Linked DNA regions of Homo sapiens: all the other regions are linked to region 1. Evidence: chromatin loops called from intact Hi-C (ENCODE). Cell type or tissue: heart left ventricle. All regions are shown on one strand. Links, peaks and the distances in the headings refer to the core of each region. The heading gives the core; the rest is flanking DNA. Region 1 has its middle 6.8 kb from the start of TTBK2. Region 2 overlaps TTBK2 (tau tubulin kinase 2). Region 3 overlaps TTBK2 (tau tubulin kinase 2).

Region 1 (10,067 bases), core at 4,653-7,152:
TTAATCCCTTCTCACACTGCTCTGAAGAAATACCTGAGACTGGGTAATTTACAAAGGAAAGAAGTTTAATTGACTCACAGTTCCACATTGCTGGGGAAGCCTCAGGAAACTTACAATCATGGCAGAAGGCAAAGGAGAAGCAGGAGGCACCTTCTTCACAAGGCGGGAGGACAGAGTGAGTGCAAGCAGGGGAAATGCCAGATGCTTATAAAACCACCTGATCTCGTGAGAACTCACTCACTATCACGAGAACAGCATGGTGGGAACCATCCTCATGATCCAATTGCCCCCACCTGCTCCCGCCCTTGACACGTGGGGATATGGGGATTACAGTTTGAGGTGAGATTTGGGTGGTGACACAGAGCCAAACCATATCAAAGCCTGATTTGAATTTTTCAAATGTTTTGTTATAATTCTTAGCAAAGATAACACAAACCATAGGAGATTTACAGCCATTTCTTGAAGAAATCCCCAAGTTCTAACATAGAAATAAATAATGCAGAAATGACAAAAGCAAGGATATATAAATGAATAATATTATGAATGCAAATTAAAAGATGCAAGAAAATTTAAGAGTTGAACTCAAGCTTTACTTCCTGGAGGAATGTTGTTTTTTGACGCTCCCTCTGGCAGGCACACAACAATGTCCACTTGCCTCTACAGGATGTTCATGTTCTACCCTGTAACCTGTGAACATGTTTACCTTACATGGCAAAAGGGACTTTATAGATGTGATTATGTGTGCAAACCTTCAGATGGAGAGTTTTCTGGATTATCCAAGTGGGCCCAAATTAATCACATGGATTTTTTTTTTTTTTTTTTTTTTTCTGAGATGGAGTCTTGCTCTGTCGCCCAGGCTGGAGGGCAGTGGCGCAATCTCGGCTCACGGCAACCTCTGCCTCCCAGGTTCAAGCAATTCTCCTGCCTCAGCCTCCTGAGTAGCTGGGATTACAGGTGCGCACCATCAGGCCTGGCTAATTTTTGTATTTTTAGAGATGGAGTTTCACCATGTTGGTCAGGCTGGTCTCAAACTTCTGACCTCATGATCCACCGGCCTTGGCCTCCCAAAGTGCTGGGATTACAGGCGTGAGCCACCACGCCCAGCTAATCACACGGATTCTTAAAAGGAGAAGAGGCTTGCAGAAGCCTGGGTCAGAGAGACGTACCATGAGGACTTGGCCCACTGTTGCTGCTGACTTTGAAGATGGAGAAAGTGGGCCATCAGCTGGGGAATATGGGCAGCCTCTAGAAGCTGGAAAAGGCAAGGGATCAAATTCTCTCCTTGTGCCTCTAAGAAGGAAGGCAGCCCTACCAATTCCTTCATTTAAGCCCAGTAAGACCCATGTTGGACTTCCTGACCAACAAGGCTGTAAGATAAAAATGTTGTGTTGTTTAAGCCACTAGGTTGGTGTTCATTTGTTACATCAGCACAGAAAGGTGGTGTGCACTGCCCTCAGCCCTGGGTAGAACTGAACACTCCGTGCATTTGCAGCCCTGCTGGATCCTAAGTAGATGTTGATCAGAGGACTGGTTTCCAAGATGGCTCCTTAACATGGTTGTGAAATATTTTTTTCCAATATTTTATTATGAATATTTTCTTTTCTCTTCTTTTTTTATAGACAGAGTGTTACTCTGTTGCCCAGGCTCAAGTGCAGTGGTGTAAGCACAGCTCATTATAACCTTGAACTCCTGGGCTCAAGTGATCCTCCCACTTCCGCCTCCCAAGTAGATAGGACCACAGGCATGCAACACTATGAAAGGCTAATTTTTTATTATTTTTAAATTTTTTGTAGATATGGGGTCTTACTGTGTTGCCCAGGCTGGTCTTGAACTCCTGGTCTCAAGTGATCCTCCCATGATAGCCTCCCAAAGTGCTGAGATTACAGGCATAAGCCACAAAACTGGTCTATTATGAATATTTTTAAACATACAGCAAAGTTGAAAGAACTTTATAGTGACCATCCATATACCACCACCAAGATTCTACCAATAATAATTTGCTATACTTGCTTTATTGTATATCTATCCACCTATCCATCCCTCTATTCATTCATCAATCCCTCTTATTTTTGGGAGGAAATTCAAAGTCAATTGCAATAATTAATACATATGCCCCCCAATGTATTTTGCATGCATATAATTAACTAGAACTCAATATTTTTTGCAGGTTTTTTCTTTTTCTTTTTCTTTTCTTTTTTTTTTTTTTTTTTTGAGACAGGGTCTCACTCTGTTGCACAGGCTGCAGTGCAGTGGTGCGATCACACCTCACTTCAGCCCCAATCATCTGGGCACAATCCTCTCACCTCAGCCTCCCAAGTGGCTGGGACTACAGGTGCATGCCACTATACCCAACTAGTTTGTTTCTATTTTTGTAGAGAAGGGTTCTCACTATATTGCCCAGGCTGGTCTTGAACTCTTGGGCCCAAGCAATGCTCCTGCCTTGACCTCCCAAAGTGCTGGGAAAGGCATGTAAGCCACTGTGCCTGGCCAGTTTTTAATTTTGATATAAAATGTACATTCAATGAAATGCACAAATCTTAAGTGTACATTCATGGAATTTTGACAAATGCAGGCACCTGTGTAACCCAAAACCCTATTAAGATATAGAACATTATCATTACTCTCTATACTCTTACCAGCTAATACCAGCCCCTGTCTACTCAGAGGCAACCATTGTTCTGATTTTTTTCTATCATAGATTAGTGTGTCTTGTGCTAGAGTTTTATATAACTGGAATAATCCAGTATGTTCTCTTTTCCATAAGACTTCCTCACATAAATAGAATCATATAATATGATGCTTTGGCAAGGTTTATTTCATTCAGCATATTGTTTTTGAGATTCATCCATGTTGTTTTGTGTATTAGTTTATTTTTAGTGTTGAGTGATATTCCACTTATGAACATAGTACAGTCTGTAGTCTGTTCTCTTTCGGACCTGAGCTGTTTCCTATTTTGGGATATTATAAATAAAACTACTTTGAACATTCTTGAGTTAGTCTTTTTGTGAAAATATGTTTTCATTTCTTTTGGGTACATATCTTGAAGTCAAACTGCTGATTCATAGGATAGATATATGTTTAGTTTGAAAGAAATGTCCAGATCTTTTTTTCAACATGAATGTACCATTTACATTCCCACCAACAATGTATGAGAGCTCTGGTTGCTCCACGTCCTCACAAACATTGGATGCTGTTAGTCTTTATAATTTTAGCTGTATAGTAGCTACCTTATATTTTTTGCCCATTTTTCTATTGTTTTAAATTCTATTTTCCCTTGATTTTTAAGCATTTTTAATATATCCAAGATATTAGCTCTTTATCTGTGAAATATATTTTAAATATTTTATCTCACTGATTTTGACTTTATAGTTTTAATTCCATAAAAGTTCTTTCAATGTTTTGTAGTTAAATTTTTCAATCTTTTCAAAAATTACATCTGGATGTTGAATTATAATTAGAAAGCCTCTTCTCACACCCAGGTTTAAAGGAATTCATCCATGTTTTCTTCTAGTACTTGTATGATTTCACTTTTTATATTTAGATCTCTGATCCATTTGGAGTTTATTCCTGTTTGTGGTTCAATTTTATTATTATTTTTAACCATCTAATCTGGTTCTCTGGACACTATTTCTAAGAGGGTCCATCTTTGTCCGAACTATCTGAGATGTCACCTTTATCATATATAAAATGTACTTGAGTTCATTCTCAACTTCCTATTACATGCAACTAGAATTCAAAGTTTAAAATTTTTATTTTTTCCAGTTGTTTTTATTTTCCCAGCAACGAATTTTTTCAAAATCTGTGTGAGCAAAAAAACGAAGTTTCAGTTCACTAAGAAAACAGGAGGCCAGGCGAGGTGGCTCACACCTGTAATCCCAGCACTTTGGGAGGCCGAGATGGGCGGATCACCTGAGGTCAGGAGTTTTGAGACTAGCCTGGCCAACATGATGAAACCCCATCTCTACTAAAAATACAAATAAAATTAGCTGAGCTTGGTGGCGGGCACCTATAATCCCAGCTACTGCCTCCTACTGAGGCAGGAGAATTGCTTGAACCCAGGAAGTGGAGGTTGCAGTGAGCCGAGGAGGTTGCACTCCAGCCTGGGCGACAAGAGCAAAACTCTGTCTAAAAAAAAAAAAGAAAAGAGGAATAAGTATACTGTCCTTCTGCAAGGCTAGAACTCATCTCCAACTGGATCTGGATATTCCCCCACAGACTTGCAACCCTGACTTGTTTAGAGCAAGCTTAACATGCGAGCACACAATGAGATGCCGTGCTAAGAATAAGCAGGGACTCTATTTGAATGCTGTTTATCAGACAGACTGACCCAGGAACGCAAAAAGTCCCGTTTCTAGTTCCATACTGCTGTTACCACTCCCAAGGTAAATTTCCTAGGATTGTTCTCTCTTCTGTCTATTCTGAGGTCTCCACACTGAAGGATTTTCTTTGTTGTTTTAACAATCACCCTTGTTGTGTTTCTGGATAAGAGTTGAGGAAAATAAAAAAGCATTTTGCTGGGTGCAGTGGTTCAAACCTGAAATCCTAGTGCTTTGGGAGGCTAAGGTGAGAAGATACCATGAGGCCAGCGGTTCAAGACCAGACTGCGCAATATAGTGCTAGCCCTGGCCCTACAAAATAATAATAATAAAAAAGATGAGGTGGTACACTGCTGTAGTTCTAGCTACTGAAGAGGCTGAGGTGGGAGAATTGCTTGAGCTCAGGTGTTCAAGGTTACAGAGAGCTATACTGGCACCATTGCACTCCAGCCTGGGCAACAGAGTGATACCATTTCTTTTCTTTGAAAGCATCTTAATACAGAAAAATGCAGAAAAAGGCAAACCCAGAGGTGTTGATAGCACTTGTTTGAAAGGTAATACAATGTGACATCACTTGTATTTTTGTACTTATTAGTATTTAACTTTTTGCATTAATTATTTTAAAATACCTACTGAGTGTACTTAATATTTACAGAGTGAAGAAGGTATGGGGAATACACAGTATAAGAAATTATCCCTCTACATTCTATAAAAATAAGATGTACAAAAACTATAATTCAAAATAGCATATATAGGAACCACATCTTATATATTTTTAATCCTCCATAGGATATCCTATGGTAGCCTTGATGTAGGTGCTTAATACATTTCTGGAAATTTTTATCTGCCATCTATGAATATATTTTATTTGGTAGAACATACAATTCCCAAATAACACCACCGGAAAAATATTTTAAGATCATCTTTGGCCCGGCGCAGTGGCTCATGCCTGTAATCCTAGCACTTTGGGGGGCTGAGGCAGGTGAATCACCTGAGGTCAGGAGTTCGAGACCAGCCTGGCCAAGATGGTGGAAACCCGTCTCTACTAAAAATACAAAAATTAGCTGAGCATGGTGGTTCATGCCTGTAATCCCAGTTACTCGGGAAGCTGAGGCAGGAGAATCACTTGAACACAGGAGGCAGAGGTTGCAGTGAGCCGAGATCGTGCCGCTGCACTCCAGCCTGGGCGACAGAGTGAGACTCCGTCTCAAAAAAAAAAAGATTATCTTTTTCATGAGCATAATCAGGTCTTTAAAAATGATTAAAATCTTTAGCCACTGGCTAGTCGGCTTTGATTAATGTCAAAAATATAAGACCAGTTTTGCTTCAATACACCTTGCAGTGGAACACTATTATCGCTAGGGTGCGCTATTAGCATTGCTAGCCAGTTAATGATCCTGCCAGAAGAGCCTGAAAATCACAGAAAGCTGTCCAGTGTTTGGAGTGGAGTGGCAGGTTCCTGAACTAGACTGAAAGTCACTGAACTTTTTCCAGACTGTCACAGGCACAATCATAACATCACCCCACTACTTTCTCATTTTAAAAATATGAGTATACAACAATAATATATTAATGGGGCCGGGCGCAGTGGCTCACACCTGTAATCCCAGCACTTTGGGAGGCCGAGGCCAGCGGATCACCTGAGGTCAGGAGTTCGAGACCAGCCTGGTTAACATGATGAAACCCCGTCTCTACTAAAAATACAAAAAAAATTAGCTGGGTGTGCTGGCAGCCACCTGTAATCCCAGCTACTAGGGAGGCTGAGGCCGGAGAATCACTTGAACCCGGGAGGCGGAGGTTGTGGTGAGCTGAGATCGCACCATTGCACTCCAGCTTGGCCAACAAGAGCAAAACTCCATCTCTGAAAAAAAAAAATTATATATATATATGACCTTGCAACAAAAATATGAGCAAATATGTGTAGCTATAATTCACTCTTCTAATAAAACCTGCAAAAAGTTAACAGTTAATGATATAATTATTCTGTGTTTCATAAAAGGCCTAAACAGGAAGCAGATCAAGAAATAACCACAATTAGAATTACTTTGTGAATGTAAACTCTTTTAGTTTCTTTTCTCACTTTACTAGGTCTAATCAATGTCAATCTTTTCTGATATTACGGTCTATTTTAATCATCATCATTAAACACAAATTGATATCAATAGGTTAAAAGGCGATAAACTCATATCTCCCAAATTGAGAGTTTTTTGCCTTGCCCGCTCAACACCGTTTTCTCTTACCTAATTCTTTTTGCTTGAAATTTCTTTAATTAGAAATCAGGGCCTGGTGCAGTGGCTCATGCCTGTAATCCCAGCACTTTGGGAGGCTGAGGCAGACGGATCACGAGATCAGGAGTTCGAGACCAGCCTGGCCAACATAGCGAAACCCTGTCTCTACTAAAAATACAAAAATTAGCCAGGTGTGGTGGCACATACCTGTGGTCCCAGCTACTTGGGAGGCTGAGGCAGGAGAATCGCTTGAACCCGGGAGGTGGAGCTTGCAGTGAGCCAAGATGGTGCCATTGCACTCCAGCCTGAGTGACAGAGCAAGACTCTGTTTAAAAAAAAAAAAGAAAATAAATCAAGGCTGGGCGCAATGGCTCACGCCTGTAATCCCAGCACTTTGAGAGGCTGAGGAGGATGGATCACTTGAGGTCAGGAGTTCAAGACCAACCTGGCCAACACGGTGAAACCCCGTCTTTACGAAAAATACAAAAATTATTCTGGCGTGCTGGCAGGTGACTGTAATCCCAGCTACTTGGGAGGCTAAGGCGGGAGAACTGCTTGAACCTGGGAGGTGGAGGTTGCAGTGAGCCAAGATCGTGCCACTGCCCTCCAGCCTGGGTGACAGGGTGAGACTCCATCTCAAAAAAAAAAAAATCAAGTCTTTTACTTAAAAGTAAAATTTTCACTAAAAAAAAAAAAAAAAAAGAACAAAGTTTCAAAAACACAAACACTTGAGGTAGTGAATATATTTGATGTGAATGCCTTTCTGTCGAAATCAGAATGCAGCTGATACTGACTTAAAGAAATGAAGCTCTCAGAGAACCCCAAGGATTTGGCCTTTGAGTATCTTTATATGCTGTATACCTCTCTTATAGCAGTTATTACAATGTATTCTAATAAGATTTGCATGTTTGCTAATCATTACATTGTGAAACCCTGAGGGACAGGACTGAATTTATTCAAATTTGCTTTCCCAGTGCCTATCAGAGTAGATGGCATTAGTAGGCTCTATAAAAACTTGTTTATGGGGGCCGGGTGTGGTGGCTTACGCTTGTAATCCCAGCACTTTGGGAGGCCAAGGCAGGCGGATCATGAGGTCAGGAGATTGAGACCATCCTGGCTAACACGGTGAAACCCCATCGCTACTAAAAATATTAAAAAATTAGCCGGGCATGGTGGCGGGTGCCTGTAGTCCCAGCTACTCGGGAGGCTGAGGCAGGAGAATGGCATGGACCCGGGAGGCAGAGCTTGCAGTGAGCCGAGATTGCGCCCACTGCACTCCAGCCTGGGTGACACAGCAAGCCTCTGTCTCAGAAAAAAACAAAAAAACTTGTTTATGGGGATTTTGTTTGTGGATTAAGTAACATTCAAATAGAAACTTATTTGCTGAAAAACTGAAAAACAGGGCTGCTTGCTGGTTTGCAGAAATGCTTGAGCACCAGTTCACTATTGAGTTTCATGTTTCAAAGCACTGCGTAATGAGTTTAAAAAAGAGATTTATTGAGATATAATTAACATAACATATATTTACCCACTTCTCATGTGCAACTCTGAGATTTGTTTCTAAAGAGAGAGATAGAAAGAGAAAAGGGCAGAGGTCTCTTTTCCTTGAGTTGCACACTGATTCACACTGTGGTGCTGTCCTAATAACAATGTGATGTAAATGACACATCTAGATCCTTTTCTGTTTGGATTATGGGAAGAAGGTTACAAAGTGGTACCTAAAGATAGGCAGAAGAGGACATAAATGGAAGGAAAGGAAAAGAAGAAAGAGATTCTTCAATATGTTATTTATTTCATGCTAGGAGAAAAGAAGCTGTGTTAAAAGGGGCTTTATGTCCTGTGTGGGGACTTTTTAATGTCTGAACTTTGGACATTGTATCTTTGAATATGCTGTAAGACTGATCCTAGAGTCTGTCTGATTCCTTTAGACTTATCCAGGGACACATCCTTAGACTTGAGTTATTCCTCTCTCTTATTTTCCCAAGTCTTACTGTATTCGTTATCTCTTGCTGCATGACCAATTATCCCAAAAATTAATGCTTAAAGCAATAGTAAATATTTACTATATCACATAGTTTCTGTGATATAGTAACACATTTTAGAAGTGGCTTAGCTGGGTAGTTCTGGCTTGGAGTGTCTCACAAGGTGGTGGTTAAGAAGCCAGCTGGGCTTTCAGTCATCTGAAGGCTTGACTGGGGCTGGAGGATTCATTTCTAAGAATGGCTCACTAACATAGACGGCAAACTGGTGCTGATTATTGATGTGATGCTTCAGTTCCTTGCCAGGGGAACACTGCATGGAACTGCTAGAGTATCTTCAGGAGAAGACAACTGGCTTCTCCCTAAATAAGTGATCCAAGAACACATAAGGCAGAAGCTACAATGTCTGTTATAACCTGGCCTTGATATTCCCACACCATAATTTCTGGAAAATCCTATTGGTTACACAGGTCAGTCCAATTCAGTATGGAAAGGAATAAATAAGAATGAGAGTAAGTGAGGTAGGGATCATTGGGGGCCATCTGGAAGTCTGGCTACCACATTTATGTATTAGAGACAGAGTCTTGCGTTGTCACCCAGGCTGGAGTGCAGTGATGCAATCATAGCTCACTGCAGCCTCGACCTCCTGGGCTCAAGCAATCCTCCCACCTCAGCCTCCTGGGTAGCTGGGACTACAGGGGCCAGCTAATTAAAAATATATATTTTTTGTAGAGACAGAGTCTCACTATGTTGCTAGGGCTGGTCTCCAACTCCAGGGCTCAACAGATCCTCCTGCCTTGGCCTCCCAAAGTGCTGGGATTACAAGTGTGAGCCACTATGCTCAGTTTATTTCTTAAAAGAGATACATGCATATATATTTGAGTTTTATATATATACTTGAGATCTATCTATATCTATAACTCAAAGGGGATTCCTAAACTCCAGTACCAGCTCTTGAATAACATATTACATTGACATTTAGCCTGACTGAAAGAGTATCTCTGGGGACAGCTCAATAATTCTAAAATGGAAAAGACTGGAGAAAAGGGGAGGCTTTTATTGCTAAGCCTAATTTCAATGAATCTGGACATTTTTTCCCTAGAAACTTTTTTTTTTTCTTTTTTAAAGACAGGGTATCTCTGTTGCCCAGACTGGAGTGCAGTGATGCGATAATAGCTCACTGCAGCCTTGACATCCAGGGCTCAAGCAATCCTCCTGCCTCAGCCTCCCAAGTGGCTGGGACTACAGGTGCATGCCACCACACCTGGCTAATTTTTGTATTTTTAGTAGAGACAGGGCTGGCTAACTAAAAATTTTTTGTGTGTAGAGACAAGGTCTTGTTATGTTGCCCAGGCTGGTCTTGAACTCCTGGGCTCAACCGATCCTCCTGCCTCAGCCTCCCGAATAGCTGAGACTACAGGGGCATGCCACCATGCCCGGCTAATTAAAAAAAATTTTAAATCCATGCTTCCGTGATCATTTTGTGTGTGTGTGTGTGTGTGTGCAGAAGGAGTCTCCTTATGTCTCCTTACATTGCCCAGTTT
Region 2 (10,067 bases), core at 7,055-9,554, 130 kb after region 1:
ATTGTTCCAACTTTCCCATCTTGAGTGCTAATAGTTTCTTATTGACAAAATTTGCTTAGGGGAATTTAGGACAGTAAAAAACTTTGATCACATTCTCTTCTTAAACCTATATCTAAAGAAGACTATCATATTTACCAGCTGAAGTTTGAAACTTAATGATTATTTTAAACTAACAAATTATTGTTCTCAAGTTTTTCAGTTGGACATTCTCCTAAGGGCTTTTCTATCACTTAATAACAAAACAAAGTTTGGTAATTTTCCATTTTTGAAAGAAAGAGAACAGGCATAACATTACTTTGTTTCACAGATTCTGTAAATAATCCAGCTCTTTCCTGCTGTGATCTTTCCTAAGCAGTGAGTGAGAACAGAGGGCAGGTGGACAGGAGAAGGATAATTGAAAAAAGATGTTATGTAAGTGATGGGTGTGTTCTAATGACTAGTATCAATGTGACATCAGGTTTCAAAAGCCTGAGCTTTGCAGCTTCTGCCTCTTGTTTCTCTACTCAGTCTTCATCTTGAGAAAAATAACTCTACTTTTAATCTGAATGGTCTCGTGAATTCATGCTGTCCCTGTGATTAATTTTACAGTTTGAGATTCATTCCTGAATTTGATTTTACTTACTGTTCTTTCAAGATTTTATTTTCTTCATTTAAAAAAATTTTTTGAGACGGGGTCTCGGTCTGTCAGCAAGGCTAGAGTGCAGTTGGTGCAAACATGGCTCACTGCAGCTTCAACCTCCAAGACTCAAGTGATCCTCCCACTTTAGCCTCCTGAGTAGCTTGATCTACAAGTGTGCACCATGCCTGGCTTTTTTTTTTTATTTTTTTTAAAGCAGAGATGAGGTTTCCCTATGTTGCCCAAGCAGGTCTCAAACTGGCCTCAAGCAATCCTTCTGCCTTGGCCTCACAAAGTGCTGAAATAGCCAGCATGAAGCCACCATACCTGGTCTTTTCTTTCAAAATTTTAGGTTTCTCATGGGACAACCAATAAAGTTAAAAAAAACAATAAACCTCCTCCAGCAACAAGCAAAAAGCATATCCATATTAAATATGACTGCTTCCCTAGCTACATCAAAGGTCAAATAGCAATGATATGTTTCCAGCTTTGTCTATTCTGAGCTAAGACCAAAGTCAGTTTTTTTGTTATAATCAAAGTGTTAAATGATGCAGTTTTACAGAGCCACTTTCACTTTGTGTATATTTTATAAATCTTTAAAAATTGGAATATCTTGCCATAGAATATTATTACTTCAACACGTTGCACATGGCCAACACCTCATCCAATAGCTGCTGCTGTTCACTTTGACATCAGTTGTGGACCTAGAGAGAGTAGCTATTTTGTTTTCTACCAGGAATCTTTCATGTGTCTCTCACTTTACAGTAAAGGTCGAAATTTGCTTTTGAGAAGTATTATATTATTTTGGGAAATTACATCAAGTTTATCTGTACTTAGTATTTATGTATGAGTCTGTTTTCCTAACTAGCTTTTAAATCCTGGAGAAACAGCCATGTCTTATTTTTTTAACCCCATATTACACCTGGCACCTAAATTTTCAACAAATGTTAGGCAAATTTAATTAAGTCTTTACTTTGGATCAACAGTCTCCTACACAGAGAATACAAGAAAAATTAACCCTATAAGTGCATAAATAATGTTTTCTGTCTGTTAAAATAAATGTGAAGATATCAGAATTATAAACAAGATTAAAGCAGATATGTTCCTATAAATATTGTTTTTGTCAGATTCTGAATATTATAACAACTATAAGAGACAGAGTGGGCCAAGCACAGTGGTTCATGCTTGTAATCTCAGCACCTTGGGCGATTGAGGCAGGAGTATCACTTGAGGCCAGGAGTTTGAGACCAGCCTGGGCAACATAGTAACACCCTGTTTCTACAAAAAACAAAACAACAACAACAACAAAAAACAACAAAAAAAATTAGCCAGGTGTGGTAGCATGCACCTGTAGTCCCGGCTACTTGGGAAACGGAGATGGGAGGGTTACTTGAGTGAATCAAGGCTGCAGTGAGCCATAATTGTGCCACTGCACTCCAGCCTGAGTGACAGGGTGAGACTCCATCTCAAAAATAATAATAATAATAATAATAATAGGATCACGTGATCCTGGTAACACAAATATCTTTATTAGAGTGTTCAAATTTGTTAAGCATCACTTAGCAAGTTGAGAAGACTAATGGAATCCATAAATATACACACCGTTGGTGAGCCTGAAACTAAAATGTGTATCTCAACCAGTTCACCCACTGCTACAACGTTGCTAATATCAGAGGATAGGATAGAGAGGAAATGCAAAGCTAAGCAAGCTTCATTAATCTTCTTAATATACTTTCCAGGTTTAGGAATGGGGCTATTTAAATGTAGATTACATAAAAATGCAGTAGATTTGCCTCTTGCTTTGGGGGACATAGAGCAGTTGTAGGATCCTCTGACTCTGATAACATCTGAATTAAATTTTTCTGAGGGCATAGATGCTACAAGGTTGAGCTGAAAACAAGGGGGAACCTCCGATCAAATAGAGTGGTCAAGGAAGGTCTCTTTCTAAAGCTACCATGTAAGGCCCAGGGGTGTCCAATCTTTTGGCTTCCCTGGGCCACACTGGAAGAAGAAGAATTGTCTTGGGCTACACATAAAATACACTAACAGTAATGATAGCTGATGAGCCAAAAAAAAAAAAAATCACAAAAAAATCTCATAATGTTTTAAGAAAGTTTACAAATTTGTGTTGGGTCACATTCAAAGCCATCCTGGGTTACAGGTTAGAGAAGCTTGATTGTAAGCCAAGCCCCAAAAGATGGGATTGTGTTGGCCATGTGAAGAGCAAAAATAAGAGGTAGAATGTTACAAGCCAAGGGAAGAACATGTACATGCATGGGCCCTAATGGGAGAAAGGACTGAAAGAAGACAAGTATGGTCAGACAATAAATAAGGAGAGAGACCAGGTTGAGGTGAGGTTGGAAAGAGTCAGAAACCAGATAATGCAGGGCCTTGTAGGCCTTTTTAAGGAGTTTGGATTTTTATTCTAAGTACAACACAAAGCGTTGGAAGTGTTATAAACAGGAGCATGGTGATCCAATTTGTGCTTTAAGAGGATTACTTTTGCGGTTATGTGCATCCAAATGAAACAAAGGAGAATCAGAGACTAGTTGGGAAGGTACTGAGATAAGCTGAGCTGTGCCTTGGAAAGAAATAAATTTTTTTAAATCAGTGTATTTTGTTTTGTTTTGTTTTTTGAGACATAGTCTTGCTCTGTTGCCCAGGCTGGAGTGCAGTGGTGTGATCTCGGCTCACTGCAACCTCTGCCTCCTGGGTTCAAGTGATTCTCTGCCTCAGCCTTCCAAGTAGCTGGGACCACAGGCACATGCCACCATGCCCAGCCAATTTTTGTATTTTTTTGTAGAGACAGGGTTTTGCCATGTTGGCCAGGCTGGTCTCAAACTCCTAGCCTCAAGTGATCCACCCACCTTGGCCTCCCAAAGTGCTGGGATTACAGGCATGAGCCACCATGCCTGGCCTAAAAATCAGTGTCTTAACACAATAAAGGTTCTTGATCATATAATACATTAGTCAAGTTGTACAGCTCTCCTAGGCAACTCTTAAGAGTAACTTGAAAATCCAGGCTCTGCCCATATATTGACACTGCTGTCTTTAATACATGGCCTTTTACTATTATCAGGAAAGGGTATAGTGTGGATGATGGCTTAGGGGTTTTACAGCAGGCCTGGAAGTGATCTACAACACTGGTGTATGCCCAGTAGTCAGAACTCAATCACGCTGGCCCAATTCTAACTGCAGGGGAGGCTAGGAGATAGAGTATTCCCTTGTGGCCAGGAGGCAAGATGATGATGGCCTTGACTTGAGAGAAGTAATAGAGATGGAGGGAAATGGGAGAATTGTTGCCTCTGCCCCATTACGCCTTATCTCCTTTCATTCCCCATTGTACTTATGTGATCTAGTCATATTAGACCCCTCGATGCAGTCAGATGAGACTACCAGCTCTTCTCCCAGTGTGCCCTACCTGGAACGTGCCTCTGTTTCATAACACTGCTTGTCTTGTGAAATTGAAAGCCCAACTCAGATGTCAGTTTCTCCGCAGCCTCCTCTGATTCCTTCAATTCCTTCCATATTCCATACTGGAGTAGTTTCTTCGGTTCAACTCTTAGAGCAGCAGTACTTTGTTTTGTCTCTTTATTATATAAGCTCCTTAAGAGCCAGGGCCTTGCACATTTATCTCAATTTTCTCAAGAACATAGCACAATGATAGGCATTTAATAAAAGTGAAAAATTTAATTAAATCTGCTTGATTATTGCTTCTATTGAATGTAAACCACCCAAAGACAGGACTGTGTTTTGTTAACATTTGTATTCCCAGCACCTAGGACAGTAGGCAGTCAATGTATGTCTGAAACAAGGAGTGGATATTTGATGTAGCTATAGAATACAATAGAGTCACACTATGTTTACATGACTCTCTTAAATTCAGCTGTGTGTTCAGGAGGTAGAAAAATCTTAACGTCTGTGATTCTGCCTGTCCTTTGGCTTAGTCATGCTTTATGGTGAGGGTAATGATTTAGTGCCCTCATGCATCTGCTATTCTCTCAGTCTTCTCGTTGACAGCAGTTCAGTGGCCCCAAATCAGGCTGCACCAGTATGAGTCCAGTAGTTGAAAGCAGAGTACTTTTTTTGGTACAAATGTGACTGCTGTCTGCAGCCAGCTTACTTTATCCACATTCATCTGAGGAAAAGACGTCTATTCTAGAGCTGGAGGAAAAACTGGCTCTGTTGCACCTATTGAGAAATGGTAGTATTCTGTACTTTATGGACATTTTAAGGCACTTTCAAGAATAATTTCAACTATATGCTGTTTTTACCTTGCCTGCTGACTGGCTGTAACTCTTCTTTAGTAGAAATAGCACCATACTTAAAAGACCTGTTTAAATTGATGCTTTGCCACACACTGTTTGGATAACCTTTCTAGATCTCAGTTTTCTAGTCTGTGAAATGGTGGAAATACTGACTTCACAGCATTGTTGTTAAGATTTTTTTTTTTTTTTTGAGATGGAGTTTTGCTCTTGTCACCCAGGCTGGAGTGCAATGGCGTGATCTCAGCTCACTGCAACCTCTACCTCCTGGGTTCAAGCAATTCTGCCTCAGCCTCCCAAGTAGCTGGGATTACAGGCATGTGCTACCACGCCCAGCTAATTTTGTATTTTTAGTAGACATGGGGTTTCACCATGTTGGTCAGGCTGGTCTCGAACTCCTGACCTCAGGTGATCCGCCCACCTCAGTCTCCCAAAGTGCCGGGATCACAGGTGTGAGCCATGGCAACTGGCCATTGTTAATATTTTTAATGAGGTAATTATGATAATAATTTATAAATTTTAAAGTATCATGTAAATGTAAGAAATGTAAGTAGTTTTACATGTACCACAGTGATGCTGCATTTGCTTGTAATCATCTCTCTCTTTTTTTTTTTTTTTTTTTTTTTGCACTCCTCGCTGGAGTACAATGGTACAATTTTGGCTCACTGAAACCTCCACCTCCCGGGTTAAAGCAATCCTCTCATCTCAGCCTCCCAAGTAGCTAGGACCACAGGTGTGCACCACCACATCTGGCTAATTTTTATGTTTTTAGTAGAGATGGGGTTTCACCACGTTGGCCAGGTCTCGAACTCCTGACCTCAGGTGATCGGCCCGCCTTGGCCTACCAGAGTGCTGGGATTACAGATGTGAGCCACCGCACCCTGCCTAAAATCATCTCATTTTTCTTCACTCAGCATTACCTTCTATGTTAATAGAACTTCTTTTATTTCCTCTTTGCTGCTTTGTCCTGTCACAGCAATAAGAAAATGTTGTTTACCTTTTTTATTGGCCTTGTGAGGAGGCACTGAAAAGCCTTAGTGTACTATATTTCCAGGCAGTTTACCTTTTGGACTGACTGAGCCCCTGAAAGGGAAGACTGATATCATCCAGCACTTTTGGCTGAGTAAGTGACCATGCTGCCTTACCCTGCCTCAGGTCCTGGGGCAGCCAACCACATGGGGCACTTCTGAATCTCCAGTATCTTAATATACAGTCATGTGCCACATAATGATATTTCAGTCAATGATGGATTGCATATACGACAGTGGTCCCATAAGCTTATAATACTGTGTTTTTACTATACCTTTTCTATATTTAGATATGTTTACATACACAAATACTTACCATTGCATAACAATTGCCTACAGTATTCAGTACAATAACACGCTACACAGATAGGTAGCCTAGTAGCAATAGGCTATACTATATAGCCTAGGTGTGTAATAGGCTGTACCATCTAGCTTTGTGTAAGTACATGTATTAGTGAGGGTTCTCTAGAGAGACAAAACTAATGGAATAGAGATATATATATAAAGGGGAATTTATTAAGTATTAACTCACATGATCACAGGGTCCCACAATAGGCCGTCTGCGGGCTGAGGAGCAGGGAGAGCCAATCTGAGTCCCAAAACTGAAGAACTTGGAGTCTGATGTTGGAGGACAGGAAGCATCCAGCATCAGAGAAAGATGTAGGCTGGGAGGCTACGCCAGCCTCACCTTTTCACATTTTTCTGCCTGCTTTATATTCACTGGCATCTGATTAGATAGTGCCCAGATTAAGGATGGGTCTGCCTTCCCCAGCCCACTGATTCAAATGTTAATCTCCTTTGGCAACACCCTCACAGACACACCCAGGATCAATACTTTGTATCCTTCAATCCAGTCAATTTGACACTCAGTATTAACCATCACAGTACACTGTATGATGCTTGCACAATGAAATGCCTGTCGACACATTTCTCAGAATGTATCCCCGTTGCTATGTGACACCCGACTTAATGGTGAAAACAGGTAAAGGTTGCAGCTTCTTCAACTCATTCTCTTTATTTTATTTTATTTTATTTTTGCTGGTTTAGTTTGTTAGAGGATGGGTGCAGTTAAATTTTTTTCTTTACCAATGTTGCTAAAATCCCCAAGAAGAGCAGAGAAGTAAAGACTGTGTGCAGACCAAGAAGCAGCTTCTCCACTCCTTCTGGGATTCCGTCTGGTTCGGCCCGCCTGCCTCCACCATGTCCATCAGGGTGACCCGGAAGTCCTACAAGGTGTCCACCTCTGGCCCCCAGGCCTTTAACAGCCTCTCCTACACGAGTGGGCCTGGTGCCTGCATCAGCTCCTCGAGCTTCTCCCGAATGGGCAGCAGCAGCTTCCGGGGTGGCCTGGGTGCAGGATATGGTGGGGCCAGTGGAGGCATCACCACCATCACTGTCAACCAAAGCCTGCTGAGCCCTCTTAACCTGGAGGTGGACCCCAACATCCAGGCCGTGCGCACCCAGGAGGAGAAGCAGATCAAGACCCTCAACAACAAGTTTTTCTCCTTCATAGACAAGGTACGGTTCCTGGAGCAGCAGAACAAGATGCTTGAGACCAAGTGGAGCCTCGTGCAGCAGCAGAAGATGGCTCGGAGCAACATGGACAACATGTTCGAGAGCTACATCAACAACCTTAAGTGGCAGCTGGAGACTCTGGGCCAGGAGAAGCTGAAGCTGGAGGCGGAGCTTGGCAACATGCATGGGCTGGTGGAGGACTTCAGGAACAAGTATGAGGTTGAGATCAGTAAATGTACAGAGATGGAGAATGAATTTGTGCTCATCAAGGAGTATGTAGATGAAGCTTACATGAACAAGATGGAGCTGGAGTCTTCCCTGAAAGAGCTGACTGCCAAGATCAGCTTCCTCAGGCAGCTGTATGAAGAGGAGATCGGGAGCTGCAGTCCCAGATCTCGGATACATCTGTGGTGCTGTTCATGGACAACAGCCGCTTCCTGGACATGGACAGCATCATCCCTGAGGTCAAGGTGCAGTACGAGGAGATTGCCAACCGCAGCCAGGCTGAGGCTGAGAGCATGTACTAGATCAAGTATAAGGAGCTGCAGACGCTGGGTCAGAAGCATGGGGATGACCTGTGGTGTGCAAAGACTGAGATCTCCTAGATGAACCGGAACATCAGCTGGCTCCAAGCTGAGACTGAGGGTCTCAAAGGCCAGAGGGCTTCCCTGGAGGCTGCCACGCAGATACCGAGCAGCGTGGGGAGCTAGCCATTAAGGATGCCAATGCCAAGCTGTCTGAGCTGGAGGCCGCCCTGCAGCTAGCCAGTCAAGACATGGCGCGGCAGCTGCGTGAGTACCAGGAGCTGATGAACGTCAAGCTGGCCCTGGATATCAAGATCGCCACCTACAGGAAGCTGTTGGAGGGCGAGGAGAGCTGGCTGGAGTCTGGGATGCAGAACATGAGTATCCATATGAAGACCACCAGCAGCTATGCAGGTGGTCAGAGCTTGGCCTATGGGGGCCTCACAAGCCCTGGCCTCAGCTACGGCCTGGGCTCCAGCTTTGGCTCTGGCATGGGCTCCAGCTCCTTCAGCCACACCAGCTCCTCCAGGGCCGTGGTCATGAAGAAGATCGAAACCCGTGATGGGAAGCTAGTGTCTGAGTCCTCCAACGTCCTGCCCAAGTGAAGCCCCTCCCAGCCTGTCCCTCCTGCGGCTGCCGCAGAGCCTAGGAGGGAGGCCACTGTGCAGGGGAACACAGGGAACGGGAGACCCACCCGAGGCTCAGCCCTAGCCCTCAGCCCATCCGCGAGGGAGTTTACTACCTGGGGACCCCCCCTTGCCCATGCCTCCAGCTATGAAACAATTCAATTGCTTTTTTTTTTTTTTCCCAAAATAAACCTCGGCTAGCTCTGCCAAAAAAAAAGACTGTATGCATTTCTTTCCCTCTATTGCATCTACTTATCACTGAAGTGGGGCAATTTCTTTTGCTCTAAATAATCTGCCTTTCAATCAGCCAAGCCAACATTGCCATAGTGCTCTCCTGCTTAAGTACTTTATTGATCCACTAATTTTCCATTTATTAACTGAGAATTCAGGAATCAGGATTCTTAGTGAGTTCTTAATATCACCTTACAAATAATTCTTGGTTTTGCAAAAGCTGGACTTGGTCTACACTCTCTTTGAAAGGGCAGACTGGGATTTCATATGGAGGTAAATATGATACAGTTATTGATTGCATTTTGTGCTAAGGATGAGAGGAGTGCTTCCCTAAGGCATTGTGTGTATGTCAGATGACTGATTGCCATAAAGAATAAGGGTATTTTAGGTAGTAGGAGCTTGCACCAAGCATCTATGTAGGCTGCATATAGGTATATAGTCAATTTATTTTAGAATAATATATTTTTGTTGGTTAATTTTTTCTAGTTATTAAAAGTAATATGTGGTCATTATAAAAGTTTTAGAATTAACAGAAAAATAGAAAATCTAGATTATTCAGAATCTCATTATCCTGACATAGTAATTGACTTTTATTATTTATTTATTTATTTTGAGACAGGGTCTCACTCTGTCACCCAGGCTGGAGTGCAGTGGTGTGATCTTGGCTCACTGCAAACCCTGCCTCCTCGGGCTCAAGTAATCCTCCCACCTCAGCCTCCCAAGTAGTTGAGACCAGAAGTGTACACCACCACACCTGGCTAATTTTATGTATTTTTGGTAGAGATAGGGTTTCACCGTGTTGCCTAGGCTGTAATTGACTTTTATTACTTTGTATCTTGAATAATTTGCTTTTGAAAAATCATTGTATTGAATATCCCATCAGATTTAAAATGGACTGCTTCTTATTCATAAGTGCAAGTAGAAGAGGGGTTGACACAAATAATCCACACAGTGGCCAAATAAAAAGTAATGCAGGGCCGGGTGCGGTGGCTCACGCCTGTAATCCCAGCACTTTGAGAGGCCGAGACAGGAGGATCACTTGAGGTCAGGAGTTCAAGACCAGCCTGGCCGACATGGCAAAACCCTGTCTCTACTAAAAATACAAAAAAATTTAGCTGGGCGTGGTGGCACATGTCTATAGTGTCAGCTACTTGGGAAGTGAGGCAGGAGAATCTCTTGAACCCAGGAGGCAGAGGTTGCAGTGAGCTGAGATCACACCACTGCACTCCAGCCTGGGCAACAGAGTGAGACTCCGTCTCAAA
Region 3 (10,067 bases), core at 145-2,644, 130 kb after region 1:
TCTTCAAACAACTTCCCCTTCACTTAACTGCTTCTCTTCCCTACATCCATTTACAGAAGATTCACTTTCCCGAAGATAATTGCTTCTGGTGTTTCTCACACTGTTTCACCAGTTACTCCTCTGGCAGCCAAGTATAAGCATATTTCTCAAGAAGTCTGGGAATAGCCTTACAGTATCAACCATAAGTCCAAAATTTCTTTGTATTCTCCTGATTTATCTTAAAGGTTCATTTAAATTTTGCCTTCCAACTTCTTTGTGTTCATTGTATTATGAAATATTGTAATAAATGTCATACCTCTGTGTAAAATACTTGAGGAAGCTGTGCCACATTGTCAAATGACTTTAAATTCTCTCTGGCATATGGCTGCATCCCCTGGGGGTACATGTTACCCTAGTTTGAGAAACTTAGACTCTAAATGTAGGTGAATTTGTATTTTCTAAGAATGTATTATTAAGTAAAATAAGGAGTCAGATGTATACTAGATTTTCAGAGATTACCAATGAAGAGATATGGGACATGCCTTTTAGAGGGAAGCGTTGGAATCATTTTGAAGATTTTTTTCAGATTTTTCCCTTCTCCCTTTCCAGTTTGAGAATTACTGCCACAGTGAGTCCCTGTTCTGATGGGAAAGTGCTTTGTTCCCCAGTGACATTGGGATATAAAAAAGAATGAGAGGCTGGGCATGGTGTCTCATGCCTATAATCCCAGCACTTAGGGAGGCCGAGGTGGGTGGATCACCTGAGGTCAGGAGTTTCAGACCATCCTGGCCAACATGGTGAAACCCCGTCTCTACTAAAGATACAAAAATTAGCTGGGCATGGTGGCGTGTGCCTGTAGTCCCAGCTACCCAGGAGGCTGAGGCAGGAGAGTCGCTTGAACCCGGGAGGCGAAGGTTGCAGTGAGCCGAGATCGCACCATTGCACTCCAGCCTGGGCAAGAAAGTGAGACTCCGTCTCAAAAATAAATAAATAAAAATAAAAATAATAAAAAATAAAAAAGGCATGAGGACTATTCAAATTTAACAGGCACACACATATATATATATACACAGACATGTATTCACACACTACATATACTGTATATACTATATAGATGACTTACAAGGTAATTTTTATTCTCAAATCTATTTGACTCACTGAATTAAGAGTTTTCTGTTTTTATTATTTATCATAACCAAATGTGATGTAACACATTCAGTTACCAAAAAAAGTAAGTCCCTGACTTGTCCTGTTTCTACTATTCCAATCTGAGGAAGGTTAGGATTTAGCGCCACCCTGCTCCCGAATTAGAAAATTATTTTGCTAGATTAGAAATGTTTTTCTCTAAAATATCTGCAGACCTCTGCCCAGTCTGACCATTTGTTCCCACTAGGGTGCCTTTAAGTGCCTCAGTGCTTTTAGCTTTCCTATTTCTTTTGTTCTGTGTCCTCCATCTTTCTGCCTCCTGCTGCTGGTGTCTAATATCACCATCGTAGTAACAAACTGTTTCTAATTTGAGGTCCAGTGCCATAGAATACATTTTCTAAGACATACAATACTGTGACAGATGTAAGAAAATAATTCCATGATAAAAGGACATCTGACATAAAAGCCATTTAGGATCATTCCTGTTGCAGCACAGTACAGACAGAGAATTTAGCAGTGGCAGTCTAAGTGCTCACATAGCAAGGCTCCCCTGTATGGGGATTCCACCTTCCAGGAAGCATGCATCTCACTCTGTGAGAACCTATGAGAACCTTGATTTCAGAGTTAGGAGAGAGGGTCAAAGGTCTGGCACTTCAATTCCCTAGGTTCCAGTCCATCTTTATTTCCTCCTTTGTGTTTTCTACGGCCCTCTACCTCTGACATTTGGAGAAGTCTAAGCTATAACGTAGGTGACTTACATGAACAAAAATAGGACCCAAATAAAATTTCTCAGATTTTATAACTATGTCTTTTCCAGTTCCCTTTATCTTTTTAGTTTCTTTTTCTGTATTTACAATTCTTCCTTTTGGAACTTAAATGAAAGATTAAATCATGTGAGTCAGTAAATATTATTACAAATTAACATGTATTATTGGAATGTTTTTAGGAATGTTATGAATAAGGTAATGTATGAGATCCTGGAGACACAATGATGAGTAAGCTCAGATTAATGTCAGCATCTTGGAGCATATAGTCTGGGTTGAAAGAGAAATTAATTAAATACAGAAATAACTATACATTTACAACTGATAACATTTGATCATCCTCCTTAGTGAAATGGTTTCTTCACTTTAGTCTAGAATACCAGACTCGTGGTTTTCCTGCCTCACTGGCCACTCCTTTTTTGTTTCCTTTGCTGAGTCTTTCTCTTCTTTCACCTAAGTATTGGAGTACTCTAGGCTATAGCCCTTGATCTTTTGCTCTCTATTCTTCCTCAATAATACCAGCTGGTTCTATGGCTTTAAATAATATCTCTCTCTCTCTCTTTTTTTTTGAGACCCGAGTCTCGCTCTGTCACCCAGGCTGGAGTGCAGTGGCACAATCTTGGCTCACTGCAGTCTCTGCCAGGCTCAAGCAATTCTTGTGCCTCAGCCTCCCGAGTGGCCGGGACTACAGGCACCTGCCACCACACCTTGCTTATTTTTGTATTTTTAGTAGAGATAGAGTTTCACCATGTTGGCCAGGCTGGTCTTGAACCCCTGATCTCAAGTGATCCGCCCACCTCAGCCTCCCAAAGTGCTGGGATTACAGGCGTGAGCCACCGTGCGTGGCCAGTATCTCTTGATATCTATATGCTGATGACACCCAAATTTATATCTGCATTTCCTATTCCTCCCTAAACTCACTGCTTTCCATGTCACTGCACTGACCCAGTGGCTCAGGACAGAAATCTATGTGCAGTTCTTATCACCTTTACTATTACCATGCTGGTTCAGCTGACAGTAATCTCTTAACTGGTCATCTGTTCCAAGTACCCTCATTCCCATCCCTGTTTATGGCATCTATTGACCACTTAATAGCTGAAGTAATCTTTTTTTTTTTTTTTTTTTTGGAGAAAGATTCTCATTCCGTCACCCAGGTTGGAGTACAGTGACACGATCTTGTCTCACTGCAGCCTCCGCCTCCCAGGTTCAAGCAATTCTCATGCCTCAGCCTCCTGAGTAGCTGGGATTACAGGCGTGTACCACCACACCCGGCTAATGTTTGTATTTTTAATAGAGACAGGGTTTCACCATGTTCGCCAGGCTGGTGAAGTAATATTTTTAAAGCCTAAATCAGACCTGCGCAAAATCCTCCAAAGAAGTGCTGATTTCAGGTCTGGGGCAGGAAATGTACAAGATGAATCTCAGAGGATAGGATAGTAACAGAGTTCCAGAAATGATGAGGAGAGAATAAAGCTATAATCATAAAATTGGAAATGTTGCCTATGACAGAAACAATAGAGGCCTTTTATGAGACCCTTCTTAAGATCACATCAAACTTTAGGAATTGAAAGACAAAAAATGAAATTATACAGGATATAAATCAAACTAACAGAATATAAATCAAGCAATTTTTTGATAATTTATATATGGAGACACACAAACATGCACACACATATTTTAAGAATTTTTTAAACCTGCAAAAAAAAAAAAAATGAAGGAAAGCACAATGAACTTCTATATTCCCCTTACCTAGACACGTTACATGTTAACACTGGCTACTTTTTTAGGTTGAAACATATAAAAAGTCCTTGTTTTGTTTTGTTTTGACAAATAAATGATAAAATAGATGGTTCAATTGAATGCACAAACATATACACTTACACACAACACACATCCTTTAGCCAACCATCTGAGAGTAGGTTATAGATATGATGCTTCATTATGTATCCCTCGAAAACAGAAACATTCTACACAACGGAGAAAAATCAACATTAATTCACTATCATCATCTACATATAGTTCCTATTCAAATTTCGCAATTTGAGCCATCAGTTTTTAAAGAAAATCACATTACAAAATCATTTTATGAGTCTGGTGTGCTTTCTCTTATAGAATAAAGTGACTATGTTTACTGTTCACTTACTCTAGTTTTTTTCTTTGTGGTTTAGCTTCTTACATCCGTGTTTGACAATAGCATCAAGACTTTTGGAGTAATTGAGAGTGACCCTTTTGACTGGGAGAAGACTGGAAATGATGGCTCCCTAACAACCACCACTACTTCTACCACCCCTCAGTTGCACACTCGCTTGACCCCTGCTGCAATTGGGTATGTCCTAAACAGATCATTTGGTGGTGTCTTTCCTGGATGTATTATATTTGCAAAAATTTACTTCATCCAGATTCCCTCAGATGACCAAATGCTAAGACATCCGGGAAAGCCTGTGGATCTCCTCGAATTAACATTGCTCTTATGTACGCCTTTGGAATTACTTGCTTTAGATAGTACTAATAGATTATACTGTGAAATGGGAGCTTAGAGCTTAGAGCTTATGTGACTTGTTGATATCAAATTTATAATGGGTATTCTTCAAAATGAGGACCAGCATTAGTTGTGTTTCCAAATAACATATGGAACCCTGAAAAGAATGTGCCACAGTTATATCTAACTATACTGTGCCAAAGTTTAGTGGGAACAAAGCATGTAACATGTTCCTCTTAAAGTGATTTAACCTTCATAATGTATTAAGAAAAGGTTATGATCTATTTCCGTGATCTTAGTTTTTTATTGTTAATGTTTTTTCCTCTACGTGTATTAGAGTTCCTTTTGTCTTTTATTTTGTTTTTTTATTTGTCTTTTTTTTTTTTCTAATTTTTTACCTGCTTTGGTTGTTTCAAACTTTTTGGTCAAAAAAAAAAAAGGTAAATACCCAAAATGCTGAGGCAGAAGGATCACTTGAGCCCAGGAGTTAGAGGCTGCAGTGGGCTATGATTGTGCCACTACACTCTAGCCTATGCAACAGAGTGGGACCCGTCTCTGGGGAAAAGAAACTGAATAGGGACAAATTATCATACAATTTAAGTTAATTGGGACATTATACCACTCATCCATTGCTTTTATTTTTTTTTTTTTTAAACATGGAGTTTCATTCTTGTTGCCCAGGCTGGAGTGCAGTGGCACAATCTCAGCTCTGCCTCCTGGGTTCAAGCGATTTTCCTGCCTCAGCCTCCCAAGCAGCTGGGATTACAGGCCTTTGCCACCACGCCCGGCTAATTTTGTATTTTTAGTAGAGACGGGGTTTCACTATGCTGGTCAGTCTGGTCTCAAACTCCTGACCTCAAGTGATCTGCCTGTCTTGTTCTCCAAAAGTGCTGGGATTACAGGCGTGAGCCACTGCGCCGGCCTGATTTTTTTTTTTAAGAGATGGAGTCTGGCTGTGTTACCCAAGCTGGAGTGCAGTGGCTATTTATAGGCACAGTCATAGTGCACTATGGCCTCAAATTCCTGGGCTGAAGCAATCCTCCTACCTCAGCCTCTCTGGACTACAGACATGCACCCTTGTGCCCAGCTGTGATTTTTATATTGAAAGATGGGATCACTAGAACTTGTTGAATCATCGGAAGAGTTTTCATAGACTCACATAACTGGATAGTATCACTGACTATCATGTCTAAGCATTCCTAAATGTGAGACCCTGACTAGACCCAGAATCACCACGGATGTTTTTAAAAAACGCCTATTCCTGGGACCTACCCTAGACCTACTGAATCAGAATGCCTAGAAGTGGGGCACAGAAGTCCATATGCATCAAGTATTTCTCATGCTTATCAGAGTTTGGGATCCACTGCCCTAGGTCCAGCCACCCTATCTTACAAGTGAGGAAATAATCCTAACACTGAAGTAAATCCAACTTTAGGTAAATATTAGTGGCAGAGCTGGAGCCAGTCCAGAAATTTTGTTCTAGTGTTTTTGTCCTTCCCCTTTGATTGTTGTTAGAAATAAGTCTCAAACTTGCAAAAATCCAGGTGATAGCACTTCAGGGACCTAAAGACAATGAAGGCAGTTTATGTTCCCATCTTCCAATATTTTCTCCAAAATAACACAGAATAACAAAGAAGGAAAACTAAAGCTACACAGAAAAACCATGTCCTCAGCGTAACTTGTAGAAGATGCCTAAGCTTCAAAATAACTGTAAATAAAAAGAGAGAAAAAAATGAGACCACAAATCCTAGTGCAGTATCTTTCATGCTCTTGCCTCACCTACCCCTGCCAGAAGACTTTATAAAGACAGATCAAGAAAAACTGTGGGGAAGATGAAAATTAGCAATGGGATGTAAGGTTGATCTAAAACCAGTGCCATACTCCAGCTGTCTTTCGATCCCAAAAAATAAATAAATAAATAAAACCAGTGCTAGAAAGACTAAACCCATGCTAATAAGGAAAATACTAAAAAGTGTCCTGATAGATCAGATGATGAATTTCAGGGAAGTAAAAATATGCATAATTCAAAAGAAAAAAAAGGGAGAAGTGTCCTTCATTAGTGGAGTGACGGAGGAAAAAAGATGTATCAATTTGGGTCCAGTCAGGAGACAGAAACTACACAGTAATTTGAATAGGGAAAAAAAATCAAAGAATTATTTATGGCTACACAATAATTATACATATATATGGGATACATGCAATATTTTAATACATGCATGCAATGTGTTGTGATCAAATCAGGGTCATTAGGATATCCATTACCTCAAACATTTATCATTTCTTTGTGTTGGGAACATTTCAAACCTTCTACCTATTTTGAAATATACACTAGTATTTTTGTTTGTTTGTTTGCTACAGAGTCTCACTCTATCACTGTCCAGGCTGGAGTGCAGTGGCGTGATCTCGGCTCACTGCAACCTCCGCCTCTCAGGTTCAAGTGATTCTCCTGCCTCAGCCTTCCGAGTAGCTGGAATTACAGGCATGTGCCACCATGCTAATTTGTGTATTTTTAGTAGAGAGGGGGTTTCACCATGCTGGGCAGGCTGGCCTCGAAATCCTGACCTCAGGTGATCCACCTGCCTCGGCCTCCCAAAGTACTGAGATCACAGGCACGAGCCACCACGCCCAGCCTACACAAGCTATTGTTAACTATAGTCAGTAATAGGGAATTGGAATAACATAGGATTGATTAATAAGAAATAAAGATAAATATAAAGAATACAGGTACAGGAATAGCAGATACAAGGTCCAGCCATGATGCCTAGGACTGAGTGAGATTAAACATCCAAGCAAGAACTGACCCACCCCTGCCCAAGGGCTGAGGTTCAGACCTTATTGGGAGAGGAAGAAATGAAATCATAATTGATTGAACTCAGGAAAGAAATAGAAGGCAAAGACAAAATTATCTCATAATTGAAGAATATATTAAAAAGTGCACAAAGGAGAATAGACATAAGTGAAAATTTAATAGAAGTCATTGAATAAGGACAAAGAAAAAACCCTGAGAGAATGAAAATGAGATAATTCAAAAGAGTTAGAGAGAAGGTAATGCAAATTGAAGGCAGAGAAGAAATAACAGTCAGGTTGTTGGAGTCCCTGAAGAAGAAAAACAAAATAATATGTTAAAACTGAGAAACCAAATAGTAGAAGGTTAGATTTAAAAACAGAGAACTGGCTGGGTGTGATGGCTCATACTTGTAATCCCAGCAGTTTGGGAGGCTGAGGCAGGCGAGTCACAAAGTCAGGAGTTCGAGACCAGCCTGTCCAATATGGTGAAACCCCGTTTCTACTGAAAAATACAAAAATTGGCCAGGCACCGTGGCTCACGCCTGTAATCCCAGCACTTTGGGAGGCCAAGGCGGGCGGATCATGAGGTCAGATCGAGACCATCCTGGCTAACACAGTGAAACCCCGTCTCTACTAAAAATACAAAAACAAAATTAGCCAGGCATGGTGGCAGGTGCCTATAGCCCTAGCTACTCGGGAGGCTGAGGCGGGAGAATGGCGTGAACACGGGAGGTGGAGCTTGCAGTGAGCTGAGATTGAGCCACTGCACTCCAGCCTGGATGACAGAGCGAGACTCCATCTCAAAACAAACAAACAAACAAAAAAAACACACAAAAATTAGCTGGGCATGATGGCGCACACCTGTAGTCCCAGCTACTCCGGAGGCTGAGGCAGGAGAATTGCTTGAACCTGTGAGGCAGAGGTTGCAGTGAGCTGAGATCATGCCACTGCATTCCAGCCTGGGCAACAACGTGAGACTCCGTCACAAAACAAACAAACAAAAACTCACAGAGAACTAAGAGCATTTAAAAAGGTTTATGTCCAAAGATAAGCATTAGAACAAAAAGGCAAAACTTCTGAAATACCCACCCCCCAAATTATTTATAAATTAAAGTACGGGCCAGGCACAGTGGCTCATGCCTGTAATTCCAGCACTTTGGGAGGCCAAGGTGGACAGATCACTTTGAGCTCAGGAGTTTGAGACCATCCTGGGCAACATGGTGAAACCCTGTCTCTACAAAAAATACAAAAATTAGCTGGGTGTGGTGTTGTGCACCTATAGTCCCAGCTACTCCGAAGGCTGAGGCTGGAGAATGGCTTGAGTCCAGGAAATGGAGGTTGCAGTGACCTGAGATCGCGCCACTATACTCCACCCTGGGCAGCAGAGTGAGATCCTGACTCAAAAAAAAAAAAAATAGACAAAGAATACATCTTGTAGAGGAAGAAATATAGCAAGTATAGCAAGATACTGTGCACATAATAATAAAATACTATGACAAAGCTTTCCTCCTATGTTCTCTTCTAGGAGTTTTATAGTCTCAGGTCTTAACATATAGGTCTTTTATACATTTTTAGTTGATTTTTGTGTATTGTGTAAAATAGGGGTCCAATTCCTTTGCACGTGGAAATCCAGTTTTTCCGGCACCATTTATTGAAGAGCACCATTTATTGGATCCCACTGTGTCCTTTTGGTGCCCTTGTTGAAAATTAGTTGACCAAATAAGGTATCTGCACTCTCGTGTTCACTGCAGCAGTATTTACCATAGCCGAGATACAGGAACAACCTAAATACCCACTGATGGACAAATTGATAAAGAAAATGTATATGTGTGTGTGTGTGTGTGTGTGTATTGTATGTATTTGTATATATATATGCACACACAATGGAATATAGATGATGTATAAATACTTACACACACACACATAATGGACTATTATTCAGCTTTTTATTTTTCTATATTTATTTTTTTGAGACTGATTCTTGCCCTGTTGCTCAGGCTGGAGTGCAATGACATGATCTCTGCTCACTGCAACCTCCGCCTCCTGGATTCAAGGGATTCTCCTGCCTCAGACTCCTGAGTAGCTGGGATTACAGGCCTGCGTCACCACAGCTGGCTAATTTTTGTATTTTTATTAGATATGGGGTTTCACCATGTTTACCAGGCTGGTCTCGAACTCCTGACCTCAGGTGATCCACCTGCCTCAACCTCCCAAAGTGCTGGGATTACAGGCATGAGCCGCTACACCCGACCTTATTCAGCTTTTAAAAAGAAGGAGATCCTATCATTTGCCACAGCATAGGTGGAACTAAAAGACATGCTTAGTGAAATAAGCCAGACAGAAATAAAAATGTTGCATGATCTCATTTATATGTGAACAAAAAACATATATATATATATACACACACACACGTATATATATTTTAAAGCACTCAAATACACAGAGATTGAGAATGATACAGTGGTTACCACAGGGGGTTCAAGGAGGGAGGAAGGAAAGGAAATGGGGAGATGTAGGTCAAAGGATATAAAATAGCAGATATGTGGGATGAACAAGTGTGGAGATCTAATGGACAGCATAAGGAATAACCTTTATAAAATTGTATTTTCAGAAGTCTTGGACATAAATAAAAATAAAATTGTATTAGAGATTTTTGTTAAATAAGTAGATTTTAGCTGCTCTTTGTCACAAAAAAAGTAACTGTGAGTTGATAGGTTAATCTGCTTCCCTGTAATGACCATTTTACTGTCTATGTATATCCTATTACATCATGTTACAAAGCTCAAATACAATTTAAGGAAGTAAAATACTACAGCAGACTTAAGACCAAACACATCAGTCACAGCAATAAATATACATGGGGTTAACTCACCTATTAAAAGGAAAACATTTTCAGTTTGGGTTATATAGCT

What was found. Hi-C counts contacts between places; a loop is a spot of excess contacts. Peaks named below come from ENCODE experiments on the same cell type or tissue, not always from the same donor. Only the 100,000 strongest peaks of a DNase experiment are listed, where the experiment ranks them.
Region 2: a loop joins it to region 1, with 2.7 times the contacts of the local background. A loop is called at or near these places in 43 of 110 quality-filtered maps.
Region 3: it touches region 1 in a loop (2.4-fold over the local background); 43 of 110 quality-filtered maps call a loop at or near these places.

Annotation. Positions count from the first base shown.
Region 1 is chr15:42,922,495-42,932,561 of GRCh38, reverse strand. No RefSeq gene overlaps it. Among named protein-coding and RNA genes, the nearest start is that of TTBK2, 6.8 kb to the right of the region's middle. In heart left ventricle, for the core only: a CTCF peak has its summit at 5,667; no DNase peak of the experiment used is centred there.
Region 2 is chr15:42,799,449-42,809,515 of GRCh38, reverse strand. All of the region lies in intron 9 of TTBK2 (tau tubulin kinase 2), which reads left to right. It also overlaps the pseudogene KRT8P50. Among named protein-coding and RNA genes, the nearest start is that of TTBK2-AS1, 65 kb to the right of the region's middle. In heart left ventricle, for the core only: a CTCF peak has its summit at 8,297 (motif pointing left); no DNase peak of the experiment used is centred there.
Region 3 is chr15:42,788,792-42,798,858 of GRCh38, reverse strand. It overlaps TTBK2 (tau tubulin kinase 2), which reads left to right. Exons shown (of 15, transcript NM_173500.4): 10 at 4,058-4,215. Among named protein-coding and RNA genes, the nearest start is that of TTBK2-AS1, 55 kb to the right of the region's middle. RefSeq lists a silencer at 1,114-1,408. In heart left ventricle, for the core only: a CTCF peak has its summit at 1,273; no DNase peak of the experiment used is centred there.